3 separate regions of the Homo sapiens genome follow, and all the other regions are linked to region 3. Evidence: chromatin loops called from intact Hi-C (ENCODE). Cell type or tissue: heart right ventricle. All regions are shown on one strand. Each heading gives the region's core, and the rest is flanking DNA. Links, peaks and the distances in the headings are about the cores only.

Evidence for each region. Peaks named below come from ENCODE experiments on the same cell type or tissue, not always from the same donor. Only the 100,000 strongest peaks of a DNase experiment are listed, where the experiment ranks them.
Region 1: it touches region 3 in a loop (4-fold over the local background); 6 of 110 quality-filtered maps call a loop at or near these places.
Region 2: a loop joins it to region 3, with 2.9 times the contacts of the local background. A loop is called at or near these places in 44 of 110 quality-filtered maps.

The regions. Positions count from the first base shown.
Region 1 is chr1:33,397,227-33,408,281 of GRCh38, forward strand. The region is part of intron 1 of PHC2 (polyhomeotic homolog 2); the gene reads right to left. Among named protein-coding and RNA genes, the nearest start is that of PHC2, 28 kb to the right of the region's middle. In heart right ventricle, for the core only: no CTCF peak of the experiment used is centred there; no DNase peak of the experiment used is centred there; H3K27ac peaks cover 2,158 bases.
Region 2 is chr1:33,374,377-33,385,074 of GRCh38, forward strand. It overlaps PHC2 (polyhomeotic homolog 2), which reads right to left. Exons shown (of 15, transcript NM_001385109.1): 2 at 990-1,217. The coding sequence starts at 1,163. Among named protein-coding and RNA genes, the nearest start is that of PHC2-AS1, 29 kb to the left of the region's middle. In heart right ventricle, for the core only: a CTCF peak has its summit at 4,774; no DNase peak of the experiment used is centred there; H3K27ac peaks cover 4,250 bases.
Region 3 is chr1:33,450,881-33,461,935 of GRCh38, forward strand. No RefSeq gene overlaps it. Among named protein-coding and RNA genes, the nearest start is that of ZSCAN20, 16 kb to the right of the region's middle. RefSeq lists enhancers at 3,988-4,487, 9,963-10,012, 10,133-10,212. In heart right ventricle, for the core only: a CTCF peak has its summit at 5,137 (motif pointing left); DNase peaks (open chromatin) are centred at 5,131 and 5,451; H3K27ac peaks cover 2,735 bases.

The DNA.
Region 1 (11,055 bases), core at 1,998-9,997, 53 kb before region 3:
TGCCAGGGTTCTCCAGAGGGAGCTGCTCAGCTCTGAAGTAAACATTACCAGGTGCTTAGTCCCGGGAACAGGTCACAGGCCAGTAGTTGAGGGCCACTTCTTGAGTCTTTGGAGCATGTTGAAAATGCAGAATCTTGGGCCCCACCCCAGACCTGCTGAATCTGAATGAGCATTGCAACAAGATCCTCTGGGTCATTCACGTGCACATTAAAGCTTAAGAGGAATTGTTTTGAGCCATCCTCTTAATTATAATCTTACCCTGTTAGACAAGGAGGAGACTTCGCAGAAAGGTTAAGTAACTTGCTTACAGTCCATCCATGGCAGAGACCAGATGAGGCCTCGGTCTCCTGACTCTGAGACTGGTCCAGATTCAGCTGTGGCCCTCCTGAGTCTGTTCCTCTGGCAGCACGGCAGCTCTCTGCCCTCTTTGTTTGGGGTGGTCTCAGTGGGTGATTTTGGCTCTGCCTCAGGGTACATCCACCATGCACTTTGAAAGGAGATATTCCTTTGGAATATTGTTGGGGGTTATGAAGCCTGGTTACCAGGATGACCTCTGCAGAGAATACTGATGCGACAAAGGAAAATACCCTTGATGACCTCTGCAAATGCTTGCCTGCCCTTTGAACTCAAAATGCTTCAGATAAGGATACACAAGAAATCGCAGACAGTGATGCCTCCCGGGGAGTAGGGGGAGGCATGCTTTTCACCGTATACTCTTTTGAATCTTTTGGACTTTGTTCCCTGTGCATGTAAAAAAATACTTAAAAATTAATTGTTAAATAATATTACAAGAATGCCTCAGACAGATTGCAACTAAAAACAAGACCCCATCTGGCTCTGCCATTAGATCATCTAGCCCTGCTTATGATAGCACTGCTTTTTGCTTCTCTTTCCTCCTGAAACCTGAAACTGAAAAGCATTGTGGAAAGGCTCTAAGGCTTGAGTGCAGAGGTAGACTCTGGTCTTGCTTCAGCACTATCAGATTCCTCAGCAGGATGTGAAATGCTTTGCAACATTTTAAATGACATTAAGTAAGTGTAATTATGATTTAAACCCCACCTCTACCCCCAGTAAATCACAGCCAGAGGAAGGAGAGAACTTTTGTCTAATAGGCTTCCCCTAGATTTGGAATAACCAATCAAAATGGCACTAAGCTTGTTACAAATGTAATATGCATAATATAATCCCATTGTTAAGTACATGTTATTTAATGTATAGCTTAGCTGGGAGGATAGATACCAAATGTTAACAATGGCTGCTTTGGGTGATAGTGTTACTGCTGATTTTTATTTTCTCATTTATCCTTTTCTTTATTTTCCAAATGTCTATGTATCTTAAAGTATCTGGGCTTCAACATCACAGTATTCTTAGCACAAAACATAAGGGAAAAGATGCTCACTTCCCATCTGAACATTCATTCACAAGCTGGTAGTGCAGTTCTGCCCACATTGGTCCTCTGCATTGAAGTACCTGCTGAACGAGGGGCTGCAGGCATTCTTGGTTTCCCAAAGCTATATTCCAGTAGATACAGGGACTTTTTGGTAGTTTTCAGAGCTAGAAAGCACACACAGATGGGAGGCACTGGTTTCTAGGATGGCTTCACAACAGAGGGCACAGTTGGCTAAAGTCAATTCCTGACCCAGACATTGACCATGAAGTGTTCTTGGGGCAAGTCCAGTTGACCTCGATAGCCTCGCTGATTGTTGCTTGGAGGGTAGGTGAAAAAGACACGGTTTCTTTCTTCAGGCAGTCTGGGTCCAGAGTTCAAGGAGTTTTACAGTATTGGAAGAACAATGAAACTATATACAAGGCAAAATGTGAAAAATTCTACTACAGATGTACAAAGTGAACAGTAGAACAAAACAGTGTGTGGGGTTGGGGTATTCAGGCCTGAATAGGATCCACCTCTGTCCTGCATTATGAGTGTGACTAGGACAAGGTGCTATGCTACACTGAGTCACTGTTTCCTTGTCTTTAAAGCAGAAAGAACAATCCTTGAAGGGACCCTACAAGGAATAAAGAGGATGTGTGTAAGACTTCTAGAATAGTACTCACACACAGCAGGTACCCTACAAAAGGTGCTGGAAGTATTATTACTTTGGACACTGAGCTCACAAGGGCCACATTATAGTCACATTATCATTATCACTGCCCCCATTTGGAAAAAGTTCTAAAGAGCCGCCACAGATTTATAGATGAATGGATTCCAAAAAGCTCCAAGTTCTTGGCTCCACGTTTTCCTGTCAGATGCCATGTGAACAGGTCAATCTTCTTATTGGCTAAAATAGACTTAAGCATCTTGCCATTGGAGATGTGCCTAGAATAGAAGGAGCCTGCTTAGCCTCTGGACATGTTTTCTTGTTTTCCAGGCCTTCACATAACCTAATGTGTGGCTTATGTTTCAGGACCATGACTCAAATCCACTCTTTTGAAATTTCTATAGTAAGGCCCCTCCACCAGTCACTGAATTTGGCAGAGAAGCCCGGTGCTACTAGAGGGACAGGGAACAAGTGGAAATAAAGGAATAGAAGTTATAGTCCCTGACCCCAAGTGACTTTAGGTAGGAATGCTCAAGAGACTGGCGGGGGCAGGGTTGGGGGAGCTTTAAAATGTTTACAAAAAAAAATCAAGTGAATATAAGTAATTCAGTTATATCTAATTTCCATAGAAACTATGTTTCTGGAAATTGATAGGTCAGTATTTTTATTTATAAGGCACTAGGGACTCTTAGAAATCAGTAAGAGAGAGATATAACTTAGTAGAAAATAGGCAAAGGATATGAGCAAGTAGTTCATTATTATTTGTAAAAAAAAAAAGTGATAAACCTATAAAAGGATGTTTAATCTCATTCATATCTAAAGAGATGCAGGACAAACTAAGTATAAGATTGGTAAACATTTAGAAATTTAATAATACGGAGGGCTGATGTAAGGTGAGTAATATACTTCTTATACAATTGGTAAGAATATAATTTGGAATATCTGTTTTAGAGGGCAATTTGGCAATATTTTTAGCTGCATACTCTTTGACCCAACAATTCTGTTTATAGGAGTTTGCACTCAGGGATACACATCCCCCAAGTTATTTTAAGATCTATGTACAAGGATATTCACCACTGCATTGTTTGTCATAGCAAAAACCTGGAAACAAATCAAGTATTTATCAGTAGCGCAGTACTAGGAGTAATAATAGCAGCAAAGGCAAGAATGAAAACGCTAGCAGTTAACATTTATTAAGCACTTACTGTGTAGCAGCCAGGCTCTAATGCCTGACATGAATTATCTCATTTAATCTTCACACCAATTCCATGACATAGGCATTGCTACTTTGACCATATTATAAATGAGGAAAATGAGACTCACAGAGGTTAAGAAACTGTTCTAAAGTCACATAGAAGGTGTCAGAGAAGGATTCCGGGACAGGCAGTCTGGTTCCAGAACTCAAGCTCTTAACCACTATCACACACACACATTCACATCCACATCTATACATATGCACATAACTGAATACTCTGAAGCAGTTAAAATAGTATAGTAAGTACAAAAGCATTAAAGAGTAAGAATTGTACATGTTGACAGGAAAGATCTCTGAGATATATTATTAACTGAAAAGATCCATGTTGGAATAATGTGCTTCAGATAGCTGCCCTTTGTGTTAGTAAAAAAGGAGGTATGTCAACGCATCATCATCTCATTCTTGTCTACATTAAAAATAATAAATAAATAAATAAATAAAAGCATTAAAGGAATTGTCTGAAGGTTAACAGACTCCAGTACAATTATAAATCTTTTTGTAACATAAAAATTATATCCATCTTGGGCCAGGCATGGTGGCTCACGTCTGTAATCCTAGCACTTTGGGAGGCCGAGGTAGGCGAATCAAAAGGTCAGGAGATCCAAACCATCCTGGCTAACATGGTGAAACCCCGTCTCCACTAAAAATACAAAAAATTAGCCGGGTGTGGTGGCAGGCACCTGTAGTCCCAGCTACTCGGGAGGCTGAGGCAGGAGAATGGCGTGAACCCAGGAGGTGGAGCTTGCAGTGAGCCGAGATTGCACCACTGCACTCCAGCCTGGGCGACAGAGCCAGACTCCGTCTCAAAAAAAAAAGAGGCTTTATAAGTTAATTCTAAAATATATATGGAAATGCAAAAGACCAAGAATAGGCAGATCACTCCTAAAGAAGACAATGTGAGAATTGCCCTGATATCGAGCTCTACTAGTTAAGAAAGTTTGGCATTAGCACTATCTTTTGGATAGACCCTATTCTTGACCTCTAACTGTTAGCACCTCTTACCAACTCCGCATTTTAGTGATATCACATTGGAAGCTTGAAACTGGTCATTGCGGGAGTATTTATACCATGGAAATCAGCAAATACTACAAATCGGGACTTTTTGTGTATAGGAAAGGAGTGGGAAGAGCTAGTTGCTAAACATTTACCACTTAATGGAACCAAACAGAAGTTCCCAAAATAGACCCACACATTTATGAACACTTGCTATATGACAGATGGGTTTATCAGGTCAGTAGGGGAGGACTGGACATCTCATTAAACAGTATGGGAAAACCAGGCATCCACATAGAAAAATGAAATTGATCTCCCACCTCACAGCAAACCTCCCAAGTTAAAGTAAACTAAATATTTAAGAGGAATAGACAAAAATACAAGATTTTTAGGAGAAAATGTAGGACAAAATAATGACTTTACAGTAGGAAAGGATATTTTAAACAAGAAAAGACTGATACATTTGACTACATTAAAAGAAAAAATTTATGTTCGTCAAAGGCATAATAACAAGCCTTACACTGAGAAAAAATATTTCTATCACACATAACAAAAAGAGAATTTGCATCAAAAATATTTTAAAAATACCTATAACTCAAAAGTAAAAGACACAACAGAAAAATGGGCATCACACTTGAATTGAATTTTCTACATGGCCAATAGACATTTAAAAACTTCACTTTATTAATAATCAAGAAAATGCAAATTAAAACTACAATAGGATAAAATTTCATACTCATGAAATTGGCAACAATTCTAGAGACTGACAATATCAAACACTGGGGAGGATACAGAGCAATGGTTATGTTCACATGGAATGGGTAGGAGTAAAAAATGATTCAATCACTTTAGAAAACAGTTTGGTATTTCACAATAGAGTTGAACATACCCATATGATATGGCCTAGCAATTCTATTCTTATCTATACACCTATCTTAGAAAAACTCTTGCACATATTCATAAGGTGACATGATAATGATGTTCACGGTGGAATTGCTTTTTAAAGCAAAAAACCAAAAAACTGGAAATGACCCAAATACCAATCAAAAGCAGAATGTAAAAATACATTATGGCATGTTAATTCAATGGAATGCTATACAACAGTGAAAATGACATACAATCTCAGGTATCAACACAGACAAATCTCAAAAAGATAATGCTGAACAAAAGAAGCAAGACTCAGAATGAATACAGTATAATTCCATTTATACAGAGTTCAAAACCAGTTAAAACTAAAAAAGTATATTGTAAAAATAACAGTATATTGTTTAGGAAGTCACTCATATGTTGTAAAACTATAAAAGAAAAGCAAGGGAAAACTCTTTTTTTTGAGATGGATTCTTGCTCTGTGGCCCAGGCTGGAGTGCAGTGGCGCGATCTCGCCTCCTGGGTTCATGCCATTCTCCTGCCTCAGCCTCCCAAGTATCTGGGACTACAGGCGCCTGCCACCACGCCCGACTTTTTAAATTTTTTTTATTTTTTTATTTTTAGTAGACATGGGGTTTCACTGTGTTAGCCAGGATGGTCTTGATCTCCTGACCTCGTGATCCACCCACCTCAGGCTCCCAAAGTGCTGGGATTACAGGCGTGAGCCACTGCGCCCGGCCCACTTTTTTTTTTTTTTTTTTTTTTGAGATGGAGTCTCACCCTGTCGCCAGGCTGAAGTGCAGTGGTGCGATCTCGGCTCACTGCAACTTCCACCTCCCAGGTTCAAGAGATTCTCCTGCCTCAGCCTCCCGAGTAGCTGGGACTACAGCTACCCACCACCACGCCCAGGTAATTTTTGTATTTTTAGTAGAGACAGGGGTTCACCATGTTGGCCAGGATGGTCTCGATCTCTTGACCTCGTGATCCACCCGCCTCGGCCTCCCAAAATGCTGGGATTACAGGCGTGAGCCACTGCACCTGGCGGGAAAACTTATTACAACAGTTTAAGAGTGGTATATCTGGGCAGATGAAGAAGGTAGATGCAAACAGGGAGGAGCATATGGGTGTCTTCTAAAGTTCTGTTTCCTAAGTTGGGTTATGGATAAATGTTGTTCACTTTATTTTTCAAATACTACATATACATTATACTTTCTTCTGCATAATTATACATTTCATGGTAAAGAAAATGAAAAATCATATCAAATATCTACTCTACGGAAAGGTACTGTGGATGTTAAAATGACTCAGATTCCATCTCCACTCTGCTAAAATTACTTTCACTGAGGTCAGAGACTTCAATGTCACTAAAGGTAATAAACATTTTCAATTCTCATTTTCTTTGGTGTCTCAGCAGCATTCAACACTGCTGACCATTCTTTTCCTTGAAACAGTAAATACCCTTGGCTTTCATGAAACCATATTCTCCTGACCATTCCTTCTCAGTCTCCTTCAAAGGCTTGTCTCGTACCACCTAACCATTGAATATTGGAGCTCCTTAAGATACATCCATGAAACCCCATTTTTTCATATGCTGTTCTTTCTCTCTAGACACTCACATCTATGCCTATGGCTTCAATTACCATCCATACATCAAAGATTTAGATCTTCAGCTCAGACCTCTCCTCTGAGTGAAGTATCCCATTATCTTGTCAACACCTCTACTTGGATATTTCAAAATATCTAAATTTTAACCTGTTAAAATTGAAACTCATGATTTCCCTCCAAAACACTTCTTCTAATATTCCTTCTCAGTGAATGGCACTGCCAGTCATCCTTGACAATTTTACTTGATTAAAACAAATAGGCTTTTGTTTTTCCATCTATAGAATAAAATAACTCACTTTCTTTTCTTCCTAGGAAAAGGTTGAAAATGAGGAAAATAATTTTGGTGATGCCTGTAAGTTGAAATAAAATCTTTCAAAAAAAACCCCCACATCACCTGGTAATTTAGTTTTCCTACATAGAGGTAGCTTAATAAAGTTAGTTCCTTTCCTTCTAATTAAGAGTTTTTCCAAAACACAACAGCAATACTATCTAATTATTTTCCTCTCTTTTAACCCCTTTATGTATTTTCTTGTCTCTTCTTTCCACTTCCCTTTTGCACACAATAGGGTCTTAAATTGTTTCTGATTTTTCTTTATTTCTTGTTTCTACTTTTTTCCTTATTTCCCTCATGGCCTACCTCTCTGTGACTGAATCAGAAGATGGTACTTCAATCAACAAATATTTATCGAGCACTCTGGGATAGAGTGATGAGCAAGATAAAGATCCTACTCTGATGTGTTTTATGTCTGGAGTGGGGAGCAAACAATTATGAAGTAAATAGCATGAGCTAATTAAGGAATTAAAATTGAATGATATGAAGAATAACAGGTTGCTCTCTTAGATTGAGTGGTCAGGAAAGGCCTTTCTGAGGAGGTTATATTTAAATCTGAGACAAGGAGACAGTCATTGCATTACTTTGCATTAGTTGGTAATGAAGACCCTATGAGAGAAACAAACTTGGCATGTTTAATGGCTGCACAGTAGATGAGAGAGAAAACTGTATAAAATGAGATGAATGTATGAATTAGATGAGACAGGGCTTTGTTTACCCAGAGTAAGAAATTGGAGTTCATTTATTTAAAAAAGTATTCTTTATAATACCTCTAGGATCGGCAGTGATGTCTTCCTTTTCATTCCTGATTTTGGTTATCTGTCTTTCGTTTTTTCTCCTCAATCAGTCTTTATAAGGATTTGTAGTCTTTTTTTTTTTTTTCTTTTTTGGAGACAGAGTCTCGCTCTGTGTCGCCCAGGCTGGAATGCAGTGGCGCAATCTTGGCTCGCTGCAACCTCCACCTCCTGGGTTCAAGCAATTCTTGTGCCTCAGCCTCCCAAGTAGCTGGGACTGCAGGTATGTACCACCACGCCTGGCTAATTTTTGTATTTTTAGTAGAGACGGGGTTTCGTCATGTTGGCCAGGTAGGTCTTGAATTCCTAGCCTCAAGTGATCCACCCACCTCAGCTTCCCAAAGCGCTGGGATTACAGGCGTGAACCACTACACCCGGCAGCAGTCTTATCAGTCTTTAAAAAGAATCACCTTTTGGCTTTGTATATCCTCTCTATAAGTGTTTTCTATTTCATTAATTCCTGTTCTTGTCTTTATTATTTCTTTCCTTCTACCTTCTTCAGATTTAATTTGTTGTTTTTTCCCCTAACTTCTTTAGATGAATTTAAAGCCATAAATTTTCCTCTAAGCTCAGCTTTATTTACTGAAAAGTTTATATATAGTATTTTTCATTATCAGTCAGGAATATTTTCTAATTTCCACTGTGATGGATTATATATGTGTACTGCTTAATTTCCAAATATTGGTATTTCTAGTCATCTTTTTCTTATTGAATGCTAACAATACACTGTGGTCAGAGAGCATAATTATGTGTGGTTTTAATTCTATGAAATTGTTGACACTAGCTCTGTGATCCAGTATAGAGTCAACTTTTATAACTGTTCCTTCCATGTATGCTTGAAAATAATATTCTGCAGTTGTTAAGTACAGTGTTATATATATGTCCCTTAGTGAAATTTGACAATTGTGTTATTCAAATCTTACATATTCTTACTGGGGCTTTTTGTCTGCTTTTTATATCAAATGCTGAGAGAAGAATGTAAATATAAAACACCTTGATAATGAATTTGTCTTTTTCCTTAGAGTTGTGGAATTTTTGCTTTAAGTATTTTGAGGTCATTTTATTTGATGAATAAAAATTTAATATTCTTAGATTTTCCTGGTAAATGGACATTTATTATTTTGAAGTAATCCCTTTTATTTCTAGAAGTATTTTCTGACTCATTATAATTTTGTCTATAATTAACATAGCAATTGGGCTTACTTTTGGTATATATTTTCTTTACTATCTTTTCATTTTTAACTTTCTGTTTACTTACATCAGGATTTCTCCAATCGTGATATTGGGGCCACGTAATTCCTTGTGTGTGTGTGGCGGGGGGTGCAGTTCTATGCACTGTAGTTTACAATGGCACTTCCCCAGGTTATGACAACCAAAAATAAGTCCAGACACTGTTAAATATCTTCTTGAGGGCAAAATCACCCACAGTTGAAAACTTACTGACATATTTTAGGTGTGTCTTCTGTAAACAGCAGAGAGTTATAGTATTATTTTATCCAGTATGACAATCTTTGTCTTTTAATGGGAACATTTAGTCCATTTACATTTGATGTAATAGAGGCAAACTCTGTTTTTGTTTGCCTCAAAATGCCTTTAATTTTCCTTCTGGGATACCCATCTGAGATAAATTTTCCTTCTGCCTGGGTCTACTTGTCAGAAGAATAAATTTATTAGGCTTCTTTAATCTGTGGATTGCTGTTTTTTATCAATTAAGGAAAATTCTCTGCTACCATCTCTTCCAATATCCTCTGTCCCAAAACTCTCTTTCCTTATCTTCTGGGACTTCCATAAGGGTATGTTAGTAGGTATTCTTATTCTGACCTGCATGTCTCTTACCCTATCTTGCATATGATCTATCATTTTCTCTTCTCTGCTACACTCTGGATGATTTCTTCAGACTCATCTTTCAGTTCTGACCTCAGCTGTATATGATCTACTGATTAATATGTTCACTGAGTTCATAATTTTGATGGTTATATTTTTCACTTTTGTAAGTTCTATTTAGTTTTAAAACAATCTGTTACAATACTTTTTATAGATTCCCTTCTTGCAGATATTTTCAAGCTCATTAAAAATCTCTTTATACATAGTCAGGATAGTTACTTTACAGTCTGTCTCATGATTGCAATTTCTGAAGTTTCTGTGGGACTCTGTTGTTTCTGCTGTTTACTACTCAGGGTATCTTGTTATTCTGTGAAAGTGTTATCTTTGACTGTTGGTCATTATACTAGAAAATAAATATTTTCAAGGTTAATAAATGTCCAAAGATAATGGCTCCATTCTCTAGAAATGATTTTTTTTTGATTCTGTCAAGCACCAGAAACCACTACTAGTATGGAACCATCCTAGTCTATCTATGTCAAAAGTTTGAGGTTCCCTGGACTACCTGAGTAACACAAACTTGAGCTGCTCCAGTAATGGTTTACTTCTAGTTCACTCTTACTTTGAAGGTGGAGCACTTGAGATTCCTGGATTAAACAGGGAGGTGGTTTATCAGATTTCTTACCCTGGGCAGGCTCTCAGCTTTGATTCCTGTCTTCCTTCCCCTATAAGACTACCAAAAACTCAGCCTGACTACACAGATATTTCATTCAGACTAGTAAATGCCTTCAGAGAGAGAGGTATTTTTAAAATTCATTATTCTAAGAGATAGTATTTTTATTTAAAAACAATTGCAGCAAATTTACATACCTAATAATCTTAACACTTTAAAAAAATGGTACAATCAATGTGTTTCATAGAAATAGATGAAGTTAAAAACAATGAAGTAGTCATCAGGTTAGCTTTCTCAGGAGCTGGCATTCCTGATACCTGTGGTCAGGTTTCTGGCCTGTCCCTGATCATGTGGGTCTAGAGCACAAACAAGGTGTGAGGGGGGAGAAAGAGGCTTTGAATGGTGAGTTTACCTCGTGGGTTCTTGTTTTACCCTAGATTTTGGCCCAAGCCTATTTTATTATTTTGTTACCTTTTTAGTACATGTAAGAAAATTTAAAAAATTTATTTCTCTCAGTTTTTTAAGTTGTCCTTGTCATCCTAATTATCTAGCTCGCCATTACTGGAAGTGAAAGTTTCTGGATTAAGTGTGATGGAAAGCTGGAGAGGGAGTGAATCAGTTAGTCTATTTTTGTCACATCACGTCAGAATCTGTTCACAAGCAAAAAGAATAACATA
Region 2 (10,698 bases), core at 1-8,000, 78 kb before region 3:
CATGATGGGCCAGGGCCAGGTGCTGGGGCTAGGGACAAGGGTAGGGGCAGGAAACATGGATTCACTAAGCACGAGGTAGAAATAAGTGGGAGAGGGAAGAGTCCAGGGTATCTGATGGCATCTTCTTTAACTTGGGTTTTCAGGCCCTCTTACTGTCTGTTGTGGGTTCTCCCTTGTTCCCTTATCTGGGCCTAAGTTCAAAGCAGGATGAGGTCACTTTTCTAGTATATCCAAACTGTAATAGCAAAGTCACTGGGAGTAAACACTTCTCAGCTGTGGTCTCTCTTTTCTGCCTGTATTATCCAGGAACCTCAAAAAAACATTGTAGTGATTAAGAACACAGGTCTGGGGTGAGAGGTTCAATTTTTTTGTCTTTACCTGAATGACCTTGAACAAGTTATTACCTTCTCTGAGCCCCAGTTTTCTCAACTACAGAATTGTGCCTAATAATAACCAAAAGGATAAGCGTGCAAAATGCTTAGTACCATGTCAGGCACACAGCAGATGGTAGTGCATGGCCCTGACTGCATTTAGGAGCAGTGAGCCGCCACCTGGAAGGCCTTCTGGATGACATTTGCCAACTGCTGCTTTAAGGGAGAAGGTAAAAAGCTGCAATGACAAAGGATTATTTGGGGGTTCTCTTTGGCTTTTGGTCTCTGAAAAACTGAGATGTGTTCTTCACCGGGCAATGGTCATTTAGAGAGTGGGTCTGGGTTGTGGCTGAGCAGCTCTTGGTCATGTATTATTTGTTATTGTTACTTGTCTGCCCTTTATACTTTCACACACGTGTCCTCCAAACTCCTTGATTGGGCCATTTTGCATCCTTCACCCCCTGTAACTATACACAAATGTGTATCTACGAACTCACTCCCATATGCCCGTTCTAGAGTCCACATCTAGATTATCCCACCAGACCATGCCAACACCTCCTCCTTGCTAGCCCTGGAGATGATTAAGGAGTATAATTCCCAGATCAATTAGACTCTTACCTGCACGGTCTGCCGGTCTGGAATACCACTGTACACAGAAATCTGGGGCCCGGTGGGGCGGCCACTTCCACCACTGCTGCTGTTGTTGCAGCCACTGCTGCTACTGGCCCCGCTGGTACTGCTGGTGGCACAGGCACTGCTAGATGTATGTGGGACTGGCAGCTCATTCTCCATGGCCTGCAGTGTGGCGCAGTCAGGGCGCTCGGATGGCAGAAGGGCAGGCAGATGCTAGGAGGGAAGAGGCAGAAGTGAATGTTTTGACAGACGCTTACTAGAGAATGTTCACAAAGTCAGCCTTTTGTATCTGTGGGTTCCACATCCATGGATTCAACCAACCACAGGATCAAAAATATTCAAAAAATACGGTGTCTGTACTGAACACGTAAACTTTTTTTGTGTCATTATTCCCTAACCAATACAGTGTAACAACTATTTGCATAGCATTTACATTGTATGAGGTATTATAAGTAATCTAGAGATGGTTTAAAGTATATAGGAGGATGTGGGTCAGTTATATGCAAATGTTATGCTACTTTATATTAGGGACTTGAGCTTCCATGAATGTTGGCATCCAAGGGGGTTCCTGGAACCAGTCCTCAGTGGATACCAGGTGACGACTATGCAGTATATACATCAGCTTTCCAGTCTGTGGTGGGGCCACTTGGGAACTGAGGTCTCTGTTTTTTGAGACTGGAGTTTTGCTTTATCACTCAGGCTGGAGTGCAGTGGCACAATCTCGGCTCACTGCAATCTCCATCTCCCGGGTTCAAGCGATTCTCGTGCCTCAGCCTCCTGAGTAGCTGGGATTACAGGCGACCACCACCACACCCAGCTAATTTTTGTATTTTTAGTAGAGACAGGGTTTCGCCATGTTGGCCAGGCTGGTCTCGAACTCCTGCCCCTGAGTGATCCACCTGCCTTGACCTTCCAAAGTGCTGGGATTATAGGCATGAGCCGCCATGCCCGACCACTTGGGAACTGAGGTCTTAAGACACACTTGCCCTCAGAAGGACAGGGCAGACTTGGTTCACTAGGTGAGATTTGAGATCAGGTCTGGCTGATTCTAAAGCCTATGACCTGTTTATTTTGCCAGAGGAAGCAAAACTAGGAAAGGAGGCAGACTTCCTATAACGTTCTCCCTAGCAGTGATCTCATGGATCACCTCTCACCCTATCAGCCTTTTCATCGTTGGGGTGGGGACACTGAACATCAGAGAATTTACTATTTGTCCATATTTATACAGCCACCTAGTGAAAGAAGCAGGACTAACAATCTACAGAGAAGGCCGGGTGCGGTGGCTCATGCCTGTAATCCCAGCACTTTGGGAGGCTAAGGTGGGCAGATCACGAGGTCAAGAGATCGAGACCATCCTGGCCAACATGGTGAAACCCCATCTTTACTATAAATACAAAAATTAGTTGGGCATGGTGGTGTGCGCCTGTGGTCCCAGCTACCTGGGAGGCTGAGGCAGAAGAATCACTTGAACCCAGGAGACAGAGGTTGCAGTGAGCTGAGATCACACCACTGCACTCCAGCCTGGTGACAAAACCAGAAGGCAATCAAATAAACTGAGGTGTTTATTTAGTTTAGTTTTCAAAGCCAGAAGAGCTCAAGTGTGTTTGAGGTATCTATCTTTATTAGGTATGTACTTACTGAGTGCCCTCTGGATCTAACGCTTAGCAGGGTACCATACTGACCAATCTGGTTAAAATCTCAGGTTGTGGAATCAGAAAGACTTGGCTTTGTCCTGGCTCTGCCACTTTCTAGCCAGGAAATCCTGGCATGTCACACCTGTCTGACCTGTTTCTTAATCAATTAGATGTGACAGGATATGGGCTGTGGTGAACATAAAGAAAAGTGATGATGAAAGGTGCTCAGCAGAGTGCCAAGCATATCCTGTGTGCTCTGTAAGCACTGGCTCTTGTGGCCTGGTTCACACTGCCCAGATCCAATAGATAGGGTCTCTCCTAAGACAGAAATGGCAGAACCTTCTGGAATCTCCTATCCCAGTCAGTAAGGAGGGCCATAAATTCCTTCAGGGCCCATCCTATGGTCTGAATACAGAACTGGAAATTCTACCTTCCCTTGAGGCTGTGTGCTTGGCAGTGGAGAGGGGTTGGGAAAGAAGGAAAGGGTGGTGGGAGAGGCACACCCAGATCTGAGTTTAAGTTCCTCTTTTTTTCTTTTTCCATGCTTTTCTTAAAAATCCTCATTTCTGTGTAGAGGCTGTTCCTTCTACCCATTCCTTCCTACATGGAAAAATAATATTTGTTTGTCACCCCATCACACACATTCAGTCATCTGCTTGTAGAGTATACCCATTTAATAGGTGAAGAAAATATAATTTTTCATACTAATGAGAGCATGATTAGTGCAAAGAGCCAAAGTAATCATTACTATTCTGCTGCTATCTCCCCAATACTGCTCAGTTTCAGGGTTATCATTGCTCAGGCTGCCTTCTTCAGACTGGGGGAATTTCACTGTGGGCTGAAAAAAGTGTGGGTAAAGTCTAAAAGACAGGAATGTTGGGAGTCTGGAAACCCAAGCCACTCCCAGGTGGCAGGCAGCAAGTTGCTTATGATTTCCAAGGCAGTGTAGCAGCCTGCAAGCTGCACTCTTGACCTTACTCTTTAAGCAGTGATTTTTCCTTATGTTCATATGTCTGCTTTTACTGCCATAGAGCAAGGTGCTTGTCCATGAATTAATTCCCTTTGTCCTGAGCTGCACGCAGTGCTGGGCCTTATTATGGCTACTGACTTGCTAAGGATGCTTATGATGATAATGATGATGCAGGAATCAATGAAGCAGCAAAGTCAACAAGTACTTCCTATGTCTTGGCGCTGTCAAAATCCACTTTATCTTATGTTCTAGGGAGGGAAAATTAGGCTGCATAAAAAGTGGTAGGAGGTATAATTCCTGATCTCACAGAAACTGAAAAACTAATTGTAAAGGTGAGGTGCAATTGAAATTATAAGGATCATCAAGCAACAAATCAGTAAATGATAGTTCCATTCAAACACAGACTACCTCACAGAATCCCAACATCTTCTCTTAGTTCAAAGTCTCACCTCCCTTTTCCCAAATGTTGGCCAGAATTGGGTTTCATTTCTTGCTTTTCATTACACACTGGAAAATCTCAACTGAAGTACTTATAAATATAAAAAATAAAATGGGAAAATAGGGCAGAAAATTAAGAGGGTAGAATAATCTACATCCTGGATGATCAAGTCTCAGTTCTATTTCTGTGAGTGTAGTTAATCATACTGAATTGCACACTTAAAATCTAGTCATATTCTGACCTTCCCTCCTCTATCCTTCACGTGATTGAGAGAGCAATCAAGAGAGTAAGAGAGCACACTTGAAAGACAGCCACAGCTATCAAAAGCATGAGCTAGAACAGAGGCTGTGTAGAGGCTGTTCCTTCTACCCATTCCTTCCTACATGGAAAAATAATATTTATTTGTCATCCCATCACAGACATTCAGTCCTCTGCTTGTAGAGTATACCCATTTAAGAGGGGAAGAAAATATAATTTTTCACATTAATGAGAGCATGATTAGTGCAAAAAGCCAAAGTCATCATTAATGTCCTGTTGCTATCTCCCCAGTACTGCTCAGTTTGGGGGTTATCATTTCTATTTCTTTTTTCCTTTTGTAGCAGCTAGGGCAGACACTGTGGAGAGTGTACACTCAAATCTTGTTAAGAAATAAGACAAAAGTCTTGAGGGAGCATGGCATTCCTTTACAGAAAAACTGTACAGGCCAGGACAGCCACTGCTCCCCATGCAGGGGAGAGAGACTTACTGCAGCAACCTGGGCACGTGGGCACAGTGCACTTCCCACACTCTTGTCGCCTGTCTCCTCCTGTGGGCAAGCATGCCTTTCCTTTCTTCTCTCTCCAGTTCTAGGCTTTGTCTCCCCGCCCACCGCCCCCCTGCCCCCCCACCCCCCCACTGCCCCCCTGCCCCCCACCCCCCCACCGCCCCCTGCCCCCCCCATCCCCCCTGTCCCCCCCTTCCCCCCGGTCTCCCCTGCCCACTGTCCCCCTTGCCCTCCCACCATTCCCCCTGTCCCCCCACCATCCCCCCCGCCCCCCACCATCCCCCCACCCACTGTCCCGCCCCTCCTCCCACTACCACCCCCAACCACCCGTGTCTTTTCTGTGTCAGTAGTTTTTGATTCCCCAGTCCCTGGTTTTCCCACTCTTTCCCTGCCCCTGGTCCCTGCCATCTCTCACACCTGTGCCCATGCTCCCTTTCACCACTGATTTCTCAGAGCTGCTCCTTGGGTGGGCCCATCCTCAGTGTGCTCACCCTCCCTCACTCTGCCTTGGCTCTCTGGAATACGAGCACGTCCTCCCCCTCGCTCTTGCTCCCACTCTTGCCCTCTTGCCCCGCTGTGATTGATCCAGACTGGTAGCTCCGTTTCCCTCTAATGAGCTCTCTCCCCTACTCGACCTTCTTGCTGCCTCCTGGGCTGCTCGCCCTTGACCAGTCTCCTGCCTCTGGCTCCCCGTGGCTCTCCCAAGTGCCCGCACCCTTGCTGCACATGCTCCAGCTCTCTCTCCTGTCGCTTGTAGTCTCCCCCTCCCTGAGCATCTGCCATCCCAGGCTTGATCAGCAGGTCTGTCTCTTCAATTCACACAGACACTCTCTCTTACTTCTTGGATAGTGCATGCTCATGTTGCTCTCTGTCCCCAGCTTGCACCCTCTGTTCTAGCTCACACTTTTGATAGCTGTGGCTGTCTTTCAAGTGTGCTCTCTCACTCTCTTGACTGCTCTCTCTCTCAATCACTTATGTAAAGGATAGAGAAGGAAAGTTCAGAATATGACTAGATTTTAAGTGTGCAATTCAGTACCATTAACTACACTCACCTGTTGTGCAATCATCACCACCATCTATTCCCAGAACTTTCTCATTACCCAAAACAGAAACTCTGTAACCATTAAGCAATAACTCCTCAGTCCCCCTTGTCCCCTGCCTATCCCCTAACCTCTAATCTACTTTCATTCTCTATGAATTTGCCTGTTCTAGATAGCTCATTTAAGTGGAAGCATATTAATATTTGTCCTTTTGTGTCTGGCTTGTTTCACTTAGCATAATGTTTTCAAAGTTCATTCATGTTGTAGCATGTATGAGAATTTCTTTCCCTTTGATAGCTGAATAGTATTCCATTGTATACCTACATACACACCACATTGTGTTTGTTCATCTGTTGATGAACACTGGGGTGGTTTCCACCTTTTGGCTATTGTGAATAATGTTGCAATGGAATGAACACGGCATATAAGTCCTTGCTTCTGTTCTGTTGGGTATAACCTAGCAGTGAAATCTCTGGGTCATATGTTATTCCATGTTTGGGCATGTGAATATCCATTTGTCCCTGCATCATGTGTTGAATTACCTCTGTTCTTGGGCCCACCCAGTGCCCCCACCCCACAAGCTGCTCCATGTGGGATGTGAAACCCTCCATGATCTGACCCATTTTGCCTTCCTGGCCTCATTTTCCACACTTGCACTCTCTCTGGTCTCAGCATTATGACCAAGGTGCCCAGGTCATTTGGAATTTGGCTGCCTTGCTACTTCCTACCTCTGTGGTTTTTACCGCTGTGGTTTCACTCACGCTATTCCCCTCCCCTGAAATGCCTTCCTTCAATTTTTCATGTAACCAACTCCTTAGATCTTCAAAACAACTTGAGTCTCTCCTGTGAAATATGCACTGAATGCAACCCCCCCAACTCTTCTCCTCTTGCTTCCTTCAAATTAGGTTCCAGTGTCTTCCTTTAAGCCATCCAGCTTAAAGGCTGCTCCCAGAGCACTCTGTGCCTGCCTGTCTCCTAGCACTTACAACATAGCCTTACAAGAAAGTGATTTGCTTGGGGGTGGGATCATGTCATATTTTCCCATAATACCTTGTGCTTCGTTCCATAGATGTTTGTTGAATAAAATTGCTTGAAATGCACCATACTCCATCCTACTCCTCATCTGAAAGCTTAATCTCTACCTCATCCACAAATTTCTCACCAACTAGTTTAAAACATCAGCCACCTGTGATTTCACTTCAGTACCTTCCATCAATGGTGTCTATACTAATAATAGTGATTATTTATTGAGCACTTACTACTTGTCAAGCACTATCATAGATACTATGACCTCCCTTATGGTATAGGTATGATTATCCCAATTTTGTCAATGAGAAATATATCTAAGCAATTTATGTAAGGTCATCATAGAACTGGGATTCAAAACCAAGTCCGACTCCAAAGCCAGAGCGCTTCCCATGATCCTCTCTGCAACTTCACCTTGAGCCATTATTTCAGCCACACTGGGTGAAGTCCGTGTCAAAGCATACTAGATTTTCAGTTGAAAACGAACTGATATCTCTGAATTTAATTCCCTAATTGTTAATTAATGTCCATTTATACTTACAAAATATTCTATGTAATATATATATAAAGGATAATATGCTTGTGTATCCATCAACCAGTATGAGAAATCAAAAATTACCATAATCTCCCTTGTTTTTTCTATGCAAGAACGGAGACCCAGTGTGGGGGAGGTAAGTGACTTGGGGTGATATGGCTCCCCTGATTCTCATCCAGTACCATGGAAGGCACCTCAGGAAACCTCCTGCCCGCATGGTGGTGGTGACTTATCAACGAGAGAGGTGAAGTTTGCCCTGCAGAGAAACCAGAAGCTAGGGTCCTGCCATATGTCACTTTATTGTTGGTCTCCTAGTAGAAGGGAACTTGAGTTGGAAGAAAACATAATTAGTAAGTGTGGACCCATATAACAGCTTTAAAACTTTTTTTTCTACAGTTCCCCTTTTTGAACCAGAGCTTTCATATCTCCCCCTTCACACCTTCCTTCCGCTCAAAGTTCTGGCTGCTGGAGAGTAGCGGAGGCATTCTGCAGTCTCAGTAAGGGCTACTGAGGCATCTGTGGACTCTCCTTACATCCTTCCCTCTGGTGACCCACATTAGAAAATCTGAATCCTTAAACTTTCACAGTATCTAGGCTTTCAGTATTCTACCCACCCCTTTTCAATTTCCTTTTAATTCCTACTCTTATTCTTTCCTTCTCTTCCAACTAGTTCTTTATTTCTTCCCCAAGGCCACCCATCCCTGCGGACTCCCATTATAAATCACAGCCAAATCTCATTAATGGCTAACATCAAGAACTAGAAGTCTGTTTTTCTCTGGGTTCCTACTCACTGTGTGGTTTTGTATGAGCCCGGGCTCTGAAGGGCTATGATTCCTATTTAAGTCACTTCTCCCCTCCTAACTGCAATGGGCCACTTTGAATGATGTGCTGAATATAACTGGCTTGGATAGTGATCTTATTACAGGTCTCTGCTGCCCACAGGGCCTGAGACCAGCAGCTGGAGAAACGCTGATGGTTCTGCCCTCCCAGGAGCCGCCAAGTCTACGAAACACTAGGCCTTTGTCCCCAGTGTCAGGGAAATCCATTTGCTGTGGATTACAGCTGTGACAGAGGTTCCGGGAAAGCAGAGGGGAAGGATACTGAAAACCTCTCTCCAAATCTAGCCTAAAGCCCTGGGGTAAGGCAGGGTGAGGTTTTTCCTAATGGAATCAGAGCTGGGCAGGAAATGAGAAGTCTCGTCAGCCCCATCGTGGCTGCTGGTATTATCATGAGGCGGCTTGGTATGGAGAGTCTGAAGAGATGGGTGAACATATTCCTTTGCTGTGGCTCTGCTTCTCCTTTCTGGATGCCCCTCCGCCAGAGGCATAAGGCAGTAATAACAGAAGATTCAGACTCCCTAGACTTAGGGGACCTGGGGGAGGCCTCCTTACACCTCTCGGCTGCTGCATGAACATAAGTGTCCTGATTTGTTCCAGTCTGAAGCCACTGACTCACTGGGAGCAGTCCAAATGGATGCAGCTCAAACCATCTCAAAAGGTCCCTCCCTCTCCCCTGTCCTCTGCATGTTGCCACCTTTAGTGTCTCTAGAAACCAAAGTAAGTAAATGAAGGCCAACAAAAATAGAAGTGAAGGATGAGGAATTAAAGCTGGTCATATAGTCCTAGCAATCCAAACAGAATGATTTCATTGTGATGCAAAACACTATAAATTTAAATGAGTAAACTTTCTGAAACCTTACTGTTTTCTTCCTAATTTATAAAAGGCAGGTTATATCAAGTATTTCTATAACAAGGTGGTGCTGGTTGGTTGAAGAATATGAGGAGGAAAAAGAAGGATTTGCTGTCTTTTGGAAGGGATGTACAGTGAAAGCCACACTGTGCAGATGCTGAATGCTTGGGGACGGGATGGATGAGTTTGTCTAGACTTGGGCAGCCCTGGACTCACTGCTGTAAGGCAGAGCAAAATATATTCTGTGTCTTCTATGGGCCCCTAATCAAATATAAGCAGTGTCCTTATAAAAGAACGCCATGTGAAAACAGGCACACACGGGGAGAAGCCAGCCACGTGAAGATGGAGGCAGAGATTGGAGCTATGCTGCCACCAGCCAAAGAACACCTGCAGCCACCAGAAGCTAGGAAGAGGCGAGGAAGGACTCAGGGGGAGCATGGCCCTGCCGACACCTGGATTTCATACTTCCAGCCTCCAGAACGGTAACATGATACATTTGTGTTGTTTTAAGCCACCCAGTTTGTGGTAATTTGTTAAGGCGGCCTTAGGGAACTATTATGCTGCCTAATACTCAACCTGACCAGCCTAAAAAGGTCAACTGAAACTAATGGTAAAAAAGGGTGCAAAGGCATTAAAAACAGCCTCGTTAATATCATGGCTTTGTATGCTCCAAGGCAAGGCTTCTCAAAAATGTGGTCCCTTGGCAACTCTCCAAAAATGCAAATTTTCAGGCACCACTTCAGACCTACGGAATCAGAAATTCTGGGAGCAGGGCTCAGCAGCCTGTGTTCTCACAGCCTTCTGGGAGATTCTGATGCTGATGAAGCATGAGAGCCACTGCTCTAAGGGGCCCCACTATCCATTTGAATATGAGATTTAAAAGGGGCAGTCATCATTGATGCCATAAGATGGTCATAATGAAGTCCCTGCAAAAAGGGGCTAGAATTTGAGATGGGAAGAGTTACCAAACATAGTTTCTTCCCTGCTGAAACCTCAAAATACCTCCACGTGGAAAGAAAATGTTGGCAGCACTCTGTTTAGGGATCTTCCTGTTTCTCTCCAGCTTCATTGCCTACCACGTGCTCCCACACAGCTGATTCCAGAATTAGTCATATGCTGTCTCACCCCTTGCCCAGACCTTTCCCTCTGCCTGGGCCACTCCCCAGGCCCCTCACTCTCCATCTCCCTGGCCGGAGCGCATTCACCCTTTGCAGTTCAGCTATAACGTCTGTTCCTCTTAGGGACTTCCTTTTTGTACCCCAGCCTAGATTTGGTGCCTTCTTCTGAACTTTAATAGCATAGCAGGACAGCTGATTTTATTTACTAGGTAGTGATTCCATTATTTTTAGATTCCTAATGCCTAACATGGTGCCGAGCCAGCAACAGTAAGATTTTGTTAAATGAGGAATGAATAAAGCTTGAAGCTCTTTGGGAAGCTCTTCACCTCCTGATGAGGAACCCAAGGTTAAAATACCGAAACACACTGTGCAAATACCATGTTATCTGAGAAGGGACCTTTGAAACTATTAGTAGCCATTAGCACCTTTACTCAAATTTGTGGGTCCAGATGGCTACTCTCAACAGGGCCTAGGACATGT
Region 3 (11,055 bases), core at 1,492-9,491:
ACAGCCAAACAAATAATCAGCAGAGTAAACAGACAACCCACAGAGTGAGAGAAAATCTTTGCAGACTATGCATCTGACAAAAGACTAATATCTATAATCTACAAGAAACTCAAACAAATCGGCAAGAAAAAAAAACAAACAATCCCATCAAAAAGTGGGCTTAGGACATGAATAGTCAATTCTCCAAAGAAGATATACAAATGGCCAACAAACATATGAAAAAATGCTCAACATCACTAATGATCAGGGAAATGCAAATCAAAACCACCATGCGATACCACCTTACTCCTGCAAGAATGGCCATAATCAAAAAATAAAAAAATAATAGATGTTGCTGTGGATGTGGTGAAAAGGGAACACATTTACATGGCTGGTGGGAATGTAAACTAGTACAACCACTGTGGAAAACAGTGTGGAGATCCCTTAAAGAACTAAAAGCAGATCTACCATTTGATCCAGCAATCCTGCTACTGGGTTTCTACCCAGGAGAAAAGAAGCCATTATATGAAAAAGATACTTACACACTATACACCTGTATAGAAACACTGTACTCATTGTGTAGTCTTTTATCCTTCACCCTCCACCCTTTCTCCCCTGAGTCCCCAAAGTCCGTTGTATCATTTGTATGGCTTTGCATCCTCATAGCTTAGCTCCCACTTATGAGTGAGAACATATAATATTTGGTTTTCCATTTCTGAGTTACTTCACTTGGAATAATGTTCTCCAATTCCATCCAGGTTACTGCGAATGCCATTAGTTCATTCTCTTTTCACCATATCCATGCCAACATCTATTATTTTTTGGTTTTTTGATTATGGTCATTCTTATAGCAGTAAAGTGGTATTACATTGCAGTTTTGATTTGCATTTCCTCGTTAATTAGTGATGCTGAGCATTTTTCATCTGGCTGATGGGTGCACTAAAATCTCAGAAATCACCATCGAAGAACTTATCCATGTAACCAAACACCATCTGTTCCCCAAAAACTGTTGAAATAAAAGCAAATAAAATATAAAAGAAAATCAAGTTTCCCAAATTTTGAAATAAAATTTGGATTACAAAAAAGAAAAACCATAAACAACAACAAAAAAATAAAGTTTCTGCACAGCAAAGGAAATCATCAACAAAGAGAAGAGACAACCCAGAGAATGGGAGAAAATATTTGCAAACTACCCATCTGATAAGGGATTAATAACCAGAATATAGGAGGATCTCAAACAACTTTACAAGAAAAAAATCTAATAATCCAGTTAAAACATGGGCAAATGGTTTGGATAGACATTTCTCAAAAGAAGACATACAAATGGCAAACAGGCATATAAAAAGTGCCCAACATTATTGGTCATCAGAGGAATGCAAATCAAAACTACAATGAGATATCCTCTCAACCCAGTTAAAATGGCTTATATTCAAAGGACAGGCAGTAACAAATGCTGATGAGGATGTGGAGATAAAGGAACCCTCATACACTGTTGGTGGGAATGTAAATTAGTACAATCACTATGGAGAAACAGTTGGAGGTTCTACAAAAAACTAAAAATTGAGCTACCATACGACTCAGCAATCCCACCGCTGGGTCTATACCCAAAAGAAAGGAAATCAGTGTATTGAAGAGATATCTGCATTCCTGTGTTTGTCGCAACACTGTTCACAGTAGCCAAGATTTGGAAGCAACTGAAGTGTCCATCAGCAGGTGAATGAATAAAAAAAATGTGGTACTTATACACAATGAAGTGCCACTCAGCCATGAAATAGAATGAGATCCAGTCATTTACAATGACACAGATGGAACTGGAGGTCATTATGCTAAGTGAAATAACCCAGGCACAGAAAGACAAACACTGCATGTTCACACTTACTTTTGAGGTCTAAAAATCAAAACGATTGAACTCATGGGGAGAGAGAATAGAAGGACGGTTACCAGAGGTTAGGAAGGGTAGTGGGGGGCTGTGGAGGAGGTTGGGGTGGTTAGTTCATACAAAAAATAGGAGGAATGAATAAGACCTAGTATTTGATAGCACAACAGGTGACTATAGTCAATGATAATTTAATTGTATACTTTAAAATAACTAAAAGAGTATACTTGGCCAGGCGCAGTGGCTCATGCCTGTAATTCTAGCACTTTGGGAGGCTGAGGCAGGCGGATCACTTGAGGTCAGGAGTTTGAGACCAGCCTGGCCAACGTGGTAAAACCCCGTCTCTACTAAAAATACAAAAATTAGCTGGGTGTGGTGGCAGGCACCTGTAATCCCAGCTATGTGGGAGACTGAGGCAGGAGAAGTGCTTGACCCTGGGAGGCAGAGGTTACAGTGAGCTGAGATTGCGCCACTGTACTCCAGTCTGGGTGACAGAGTGAGACTCTGTCTCAAAAACAAACAAACAAACAAACAAACAACAAAAGAGTATACTTGGATTGTTTGTAACACAATGGATAAATACTTGAGGGGATGGATACCCCGTTTTACAAGATGTGATTACACATTGCATGCCTGTATCAAAACATCTCATGTACCCCATAAATATATACGCCTACTATGTACTCAAAAACATTAAAATAACAAAAAAGAAAAAGAAAAAGAAAAAAAGTAGAGGACAGAATGGGGCCACAAGCCGAGGAATGTGAGGCCTCTAGAAGCTGAAAAAGCCAAGGAACAGGATTCTCCCCTCAAGCCTCCAGAAGAATGCCCTTTTTGGACTTTTGACCTCCAGGGCTGGGAGAGAATACATTTATATTGCCTGTAACCATTACATTTGTGGTAATTTGTTATAGCAGCAATAGGAAACTAATACATGTAGTTATTATTAGGTCTCTCAAACATATTAGGGACTCAGTAAATAGTAGCTGAATGAATGAAGGAGTCTGGAATGAACAACAGAACTCAGCAGAGGATCTGAGGAATGGAGGTGGGTTGTGGCTCTGGGTCCAATATCTGTATGTATCTGTAGATGTGGGGAAAAATAGCCATCTTTCTAGATAATGTACCACCTCAGGACTTGAGCAATTCTGCTGTGGTTCTCCTCTAAGGGGAGGTAGATCAGTTTCTCTATCCTTTTTGGAATAAAAAGGCAAGGCCCAGGATCAGGGTCCCAGGCATTGATTTGCGAGGGGTGTCAGGCAGCAGTTATACAGAACTTGAAGAGGTACCTTAGAGCAAGTGGTGCCATATGAACATCCACCACGTGGAGCACCAGAGTGAAGTCAAAGGCCATCGTGGAAGAGGTGGCGTGAGCAGTGGCCCTGCCTGGCCTAGACAGTGCAGGAATTCCCAAAGACACTGAGGGGCAAAGCAACCTCGTGATGGTTCTGAGCCCTGCAGTTACCTGGTTTGTGCGTGGGGCAATACTGAGCTAGCATGATGTGTGTCCACATGCTATTGTGGCCTCGTTCGAATGAATGAGGTCTATGGCCTCGAGATCAACGCTGTAATACAAAGGGAAGGAGCATGTTACGGATCATATTGTATTCCCCCAAAAAAGATGTGTTGGAGTCCTGACTCCAGCACCTCAAAATGTGACCTTATTTGGAGGTAGTCTTTGCAGAGGCAATTAAAATGAAGTCATTAGGGTGGACCCTAATCCAATATGATCAGTGTCCTTATAAAAAGGGTCAGTTTGAACCCAAAGCTAGGCCACATGGAGGGAAGACCATGTGAAGGGAAGCAGGGAGAAGATGAACATTGACAAGCTAAGGAGAGAGGCCTGGAACAGAGCCTTTCCGCACAGCCCCCAGAAGGAACCGAGCCTTCTGACACCCTGATCTCAGACTTCCAGCCTTCCAAACTGTGAGAGAATACATTTCTGTTATTTAAGCCACCCAGGGAGTGGAACTTTGTTACCGCAGCCCTGGAAAACAAATGCAGAGCCATTCTCCCCTGTTCTGCTTCCTGGCACTACGCACCATCTTGGGGGCTCGGAGAGCTGTGAGGTCTGGCAGGTGAAGGACCAGGCACCCCATGGAGCAGCAGGAAGTGGCAGCTGTGCATGCTCTGCCCAGCAGCAGAGTGGGAGCAGCATACTGCCTGGGCTCCCTGGCAGCATGGCTGCAGGCATCTGCAGAGATCAGCTGTGCCTTGCAGGAGCAGCTGTGTGAAATCAGGCTCAGAAGGGTGGATAAGCTCCACAGAGGAGTGTGGAGAGACCCTGGGGGTCAGCAAGGCAGTGGGGCTACTGTGGGAATGGACTTGCTTTTAGCATAAGTGAGACATGCCCTGGGATAAACTTGGTGGGTGACTCACACCTATAATTGCAGCACTTTGGGAGACCGAGGCGGGCAGATCACTTGAGGTCAGGAGTTTGAGACCGGCCTGACCAACATGGTGAAACCATGTCTCTACCAAACAAAATAAATAAAAAAGAAAAAAAATACAAAAATTAGCCGGGCGTGGTGGCAGGTACCTGTAATCCCAGCTACTTGGGAGGCTGAGACATGAGAATCACTTGAACCCAGGAGGCAGAGGTTGCAGTGAGCCGAGATCGTGCCACTGCACTTGAGCCTGGGTGATAGAGCGAGACTCCATCTCAAAACAAAAACAAAAACAAAAACACACACACACACACACAAAACAAAAAACAAAACTTGGTGGGAACACTTTCCAGGGGGCTGGAGATGATCTGATTACTGAAAATTGCTTTCACAAACTCCCACAGATTGTCCCGACCCCTCCTCCCCTCTCCTCCTCTCCTCCCTCTCCATCAGCCACTGGAGGTACCACCTCTCCTCCGCCTTCTCCCATCTTCTGGGACTTCAGTGCTAAAAGTCACTGTGCCCTGCATATTTCTGGGAAGTGCTCTCCCCTCCCCGCAGATCTCAAGCCTTTAGGGAAGTGGAAAGAAGCTCTTCCTACAAGAAGGTTTTGGATCCTGTTTTAGATGAGACTGGGTGAAGTGAGGCCCAGAGGAGAGGGAAGGAGGTGGCTGGGAATTGACGTCCGGGGGGCCACGGAGGAAAAAGTGGTTTAGACAGAAGGAACAGTATGAGAAAAGACACAGAGGCATAGGTGGGTGCAGCATGTTGAAGAAGTTCAATGCTGTGGTAGAGAGAGAGAGAGAGAGAGAGAGAGAGAGAGCGTGAGGATCTGACATAAGATGGGCAGGAGGAAATAAGGGGCCAGATATGACTGTAGTGCCACCTGGTGCTGGAAGGAGTCAGAGCCTGGCCTGAGATGACATTCTGCTCTGGAAGACTTAACTGGAGTCACTAGTGAGTAGCTCAGGATGCCTACCAACTAATGAGCCATTTCTGTAGCTGGCTTTCCAGTGTACAAAATGCTTTAGCAATTTCCCAGTGTTCCAACTCCCTACTGCTGTATAACACACAACCCAAAAGAGCAGCATCCATTTGCCCTCAGACCTGTAACCTGGGCAGGACTTGGCAGGAACATTTCATGTCTGCTCCATCTGGCATTTGCTGGGACAACTGGAATCACCTGAGGGCTGTCACTCACAAGTCTGGCAGTGGATGCTGGAACCTTAGCTGGTGCTGTGAGATAGAACACCTCCATGTGGCCTCTCCTTGTGGCCTGGACTTTTTCACAACATAGTGGCTGGGTTCCCGGGGCGAGTGTCCTCAGAGTGAGAGCCAGGAGGAAGTTTTTCTAAGTTGGCCTTGGAAGTCTTTTTGTACCACCTCTGCCGCATTCCACTCATTAGCAGCCGGTCACTAAGGCCTGCTTGTATGCAAAGGGAGAGGAATTGGACATCACCGTTTTTTAAGGGGAAAATCAAAAAATTGTGGACATGTTTTAAAATCGCCATGCCCTGTGAAGTAGGCTCTGTTATCTCTGTATTCCAGAGAGGCTGGGTGACTCACCAAGATCACACAGCCACCAAGAGGTGGACGTAGTTCTAACCACAACATACATACATACATGCACATATGAAATGTGCCACATACATGTATACACATACACACATGTGCACACAGGTATCAAGTGCCTCCTATGCCTAGCACTTTGCGTCATTTGACACAGCCACTTGGTATATAATAGTCATTTTGTTTTGTTTTGTTTTATTTATTTATTTTGAGACAGGGTCTCACTCTGTCATCCAGGCTGGAGGGCAATGGTGCAATCACAGCTCACTGCAGGGTCTATCTCCTGGGCTCAAGTGATTCTCCCACCTCAGCCTCCTGAGTAGCTGGGACTACAGGCATGTGCCACCACGCCCAGAAAATTTTTGTATGTTTTTGTAGAGATGGGACTTCACCATGTTACTCAGGCTAGTCTCAAACTCCTGGGCTCAAGCAATTTACCTGCCTTGGCCTCACAAGATGCTGGGATTATAGGCATGAGGCACCACCCCTGGCCTATAACAGTCATTTTAAACTGAGTACTTTAAAAGTTGAACTAATTCTTCTAAATCTGTTCTCCCACAGTCTTGGCATCATCCTTGACTTCTCTTTCCTCACACCCCACGTCCAACTCATCAGCCAATGCTGTCAGTTCCATCTTCAAAATATATCCAGAATTTAACCATGTCTTAACCTCTTAATCCCAAGTCTATCACCAGGGTTCAAGCCCACATTATCTTACACCTGACTTAATGCAACAACTCCTCACTTATCCCTCTGCTTCTGTCCTCATGCAACCACCACTATCCCCAGCAATTCTGCTCTTATCATAGCAGCCCGAATGATTCTTTGATAGTATAAACAGGCTTGTGTCACTCCTCTGATGAAAACCCTCTAATGACCCCATATCTCATACAGAATAAAAGCCAGAGTCCTGACAACAGTCTACGGCGCCACCCTGAGCGGCTATGCCCTGCAGATGTCTCTGATTTCATCCGCTATCCCTCTTCTGGCTCATTCCACTTTAGCCGCCCTGGCCTCCTGGCTTCCACCTCCCACCTTAGGGCCTTTGCACTTGCTGCTTCCTCTGCCAGAGAGATGGGTGGTTCCCTCTCCATTCTTCAAGCTTCTGTTCAAATGTCACCTCACTAGAGAGGTCTTCTTAGACACATTACTTAAAATTCTACCTTGATTCCTACCCTTGTTTCTCCCCATCCACCTTCATTGCTTTATTTTTCTTTCTTTCTTTTTTTTTTTTTTGAGATGGAGTCTCGCTCTATCACCCAGGCTGGAGTGCAGTGGCGCAATCTCGGCTCACTGCAAGCTCCGCCTCCCAGGTTCACGCCATTCTCCTGCCTCAGCCTCCCGAGTAGCTGGGACTACAGACGCCCGCCACCACGCCCAGCTATTTTTTTGTATTATTAGAAGAGACGGGGTTTCACTGTGTTAGCCAGGATGGTCTCGATCTCCTGACCTCATGATCCGCCTGCCTCAGCCTCCCAAAGTGCTGGGATTACAGGCGTGAGCCACCGTGCCCGGCCCATTGCTTTATTTTTCACCATATAACTCATGATTATATAATATATTGTATATTTACTTTAAAAATTGTCTGTTTTCTCCCATTAAAAGTAAGCTCCACAGTCTCAGGAATTTTAGATGTTTTGTTCACTGCTTATTCCCCACCACCTAGCGCAGTGCCTGGCACATTGTTGGGTGAATAAATAAAAACTACAATTGTGCTTCTGTCACCTTCTCCTTATAGTTCTAAAAGCTTTGATGTGTGTGTTTTGTGGCTCTAGTAATAGAGCTTTTATTATTTCCACATGATCCTCTTTAATCACTTAATGATTTGTCTTAAATTCTATTTTGTTTTCATATTATTGTTATTATTACCAAATTATGTCTTTTCATTGTTGGAAAGACTTCAAAGAGTTTTATTTTGTTTTAGGTTCAAAGTCATGCTATCTGCTAAGAAAATAGGGTGGGAGAACAGAGCCTCTCAATGTCCTGGGAGTATTGTTTTGTCTCAGGCAAAAGTTCCTAACGTGGTGACTCATATTTAAAACCATCAGTCTTGTAGCATTAACTCATGGTTAGTAAAAACAGACACACACACACACACACACGCATGCATACACACAGACACATCTACAAACAACAAACCTTCCAGAATACAAAAGCAAAAACCCATCACAGGTGGGCAGAGCTTACCAGGGAAAGAGAACAGCTACTGCAAAAGCCCTTAGGTGGAGGTGGGCGTGGCCCTTCTGATCAGCAGAGAGAAGGCCAAGTGTGTTGGGAAAGAGAGAGAGAGAGATGGGGGGAGTTGCATGGTTGGTATTCAATGGTGGGTGAGAACCAGCTCAGGTAAGGCATTGTAGGTCAGACAAAAAAAAATTATAAATGTGATGGGAAGCCATTGAAGGGCTTAAGCAAGAGAGTGCTGTGATATGGTTTATATTTTTATTTATTTATTTATTTATTTATTTATTTATTTATTTATTGAGACAGAGTCTCGCTTTGTCTCCCAGGCTGGAGTGCAATGGTGCGATCTTGGCTCACTTCAATCCCTGCCTCCCAGGTTCAAACAATTCTCGTGTCTCAGCCTCCTGAGTAGCTAGGATTACAGGTGCCTGCCAGCACACCCGGTTAATTTTTTTTTTTTTTGTATTTTTAGTAGAGATGGGGTTTTACCATGTTGGCCAGGCTGGTCTCAAACTCCTGACCTCAAGTGATCTTCCCACCTTGGCCTCCCAAAGTGCTGGGATTACCAGCATGAACCACTGCGCCCAGCCATGGTATATTTTTAAAAACTCACTCGAGATTCTGTGTGGAGGATGGGTTGCAGGGGGCAAGAATGAAAGCAGAGAGACAAGTCAAGAGACCATTGCCATCATCCAGGCAAGAGTTAATGGCCCTGTGACCTAGGAGCCTAGCCATGGAGATAGACAGATGTGGGCAGATTCAGGGTAGGTCCTGATGTGGTGTCAACAACAGGGCTAGCTGCTGGGGATGAGCAAAGAGAGGAATCGGGAATGAGTTTCAGGTTTGTGGATGGAGCAACTAAGTGGATGGTGTCATGCTGTGTGCTGAAACTTCCCCTGATACGGAGACACTTGGAGGGGAGCAGGTTGGGATGGACACGGCAGGGCTGGAAATCAGGAGTTTGCTTTGACTAAGTTAACTTTGAATTGCTTGTTTGACCTCTAAGTGAAGATGACAAATAGGCAGTTGGGTATGAGTCTGGAGCTCAGGGAAAAGTCAGTGCTGATGACAGTGACTTGAAAGTTATTGGCAAATAGATGGTATTTAAAAGCCATGAGACTGGATGAGATCACCTAGGGAGAGAATGCAGAGGCGAGAAGGGAGCCTAGTGTTCCCTGGAAATATGCTTATGTTTGGGCAAAGTTGAATTAGAAGCAGCAGATGAGGGAGTTAAGGTCCAGAGGCAGGCTCTGCCAGAGACCAGACCAGGGTCTAGTGGGGCAGACAGAGGTGACAAGTGACACCACAGTGAATTGGTGGAACTTGTAAGAATTCTTGGAGATCCTCGGGAATGAGAACGTGGTAGGATTTCCTGAAGTCTTGCAGGTGAAGAGCTCAGATGGTAGCTGCTTACCTGTTAAAAGGAAGTGTGGCTTGCTGGCAGAGGAAACAAAAAGACATCTGAGTCACTGCTCTTGTTACAGGTTTGTCATCCCCATCCACCAGGAGCAGGCACTCTGCCGCCTTTGCCTGAGAAGTGCCCAGCTCAGAATAGCTGTGGCCTGAATAAATGAACAGAGTGAATGTCTAACAGACCTTGTTCACATGATCTAAAGAGGGGACTCTAAATAATAAAGTCTGCAGGCCAAAAGGACAAAAGATCTTGAGAAACCAGGACCAGATGACTCCTAAGAGTCCAACCTACGAGCCCTTTTTGGGGATGGGAGAGTGGTGTGTTTTGCTGCTCCCTTGAGTGAGAGAATATTTTGCTTCTCTTCCCAGGACCGTCGAGAACCCCGTCATTCCCAGGCAGAGCATCTCAGCAAGCTCACAGGATAGAGCAGGAATCACATGGACAGAGATTTCCTAGCTGGCTTCTCCTTCCCTCTGAGCTCCCACAGTGGATCCCAAGGGGGCTGGGAGTGGGGAGAGCATCAACATGGGAAGGGAGGTCAGGCAGGTCTAGGGGGTGATGGGTGGTGGGGGATGAGTAGGACTAGATCAGGAAGGAAAGGAGCTTCTGCACCCACCTCAGCTGGCTTTTGGCTTTAGTTCAACCTGTTGTTCCTCTTCTATGGAGAGAAGAGAAGGTTGAAGCGGAGATGAGACAGTGAAACTATGGCCTGGCTGATGGCTCCACTCCCTGGCTTCAGTCCTTCTCCAGGCCCAGCTGATTTAGGGTTCCGTGAACACCCACACACCCTCCCAACAAATTCTGCCTGGGTAGTCTGAATTTCTATTTCTGGACAGAAAAGGAACCCCAACTCAGACAATAGAGTAATTGGGTTACTCTCAGCCTGGCCTCTTTCACTTCCCCAAAAGGGCTGATGCTGCTGCCTCCCTGCAGGTCTATATATAGGGAAATCTCTGAAAGTTCTGCCCGGCTGCCCCTGGCTGCATTCCCATTTGTTCTGTGGATGAATAAAAATATCTCCTTGTTCTACAGCTCTTGTTGAGACCTCTCTGCCTATTCTCATGATGTTTGGAATAACAGGAAACAAGGGCACCCTTTCCTCAAGGCTCTTTGGGAATTACATCTGAAAACACCAAAGTCACAAAGGCAATGACAACAAAGGAATTTGCAGTCAAACCCCAACTAACCCCTGGATGCCCAAATGGGGAAGTCATAACTGAGGTTTTCTCACTTTTTGCAGAGGAAGAAACTGTCTCAAGGACTTTGGCCAGTCACTGGTCTTCCCTGGGCTGCAGTTCTTCATCTGGAGAACTGGGGTCAGGGGGAACACGCACACAAAAACTGGGTGGTTAGGATTAGGAGAGAACGTAGTGGTGGCAGACAGTATCTTCTCAACAAGTGCTAGTTATTTTTATTAGTAAAAGGAATTCTGGGTAGCCAAAAGAGGGAATTCTGGGAAATAAAACATTTCTGGTTATGTTGTTTACAGTGCTTATCAGGCTGGGCATGGTGGCCCACATCTGTAATCCCAGCATTTTGGGAGGCCAAGTGGGTGTATCACTTGAGATCAAGAGTTCGAGACCAGCCTGGCCAACATGTTGAACATGTTGAAACCCCATCTCTACCAAAAAATACAAAAATTAGCCAGG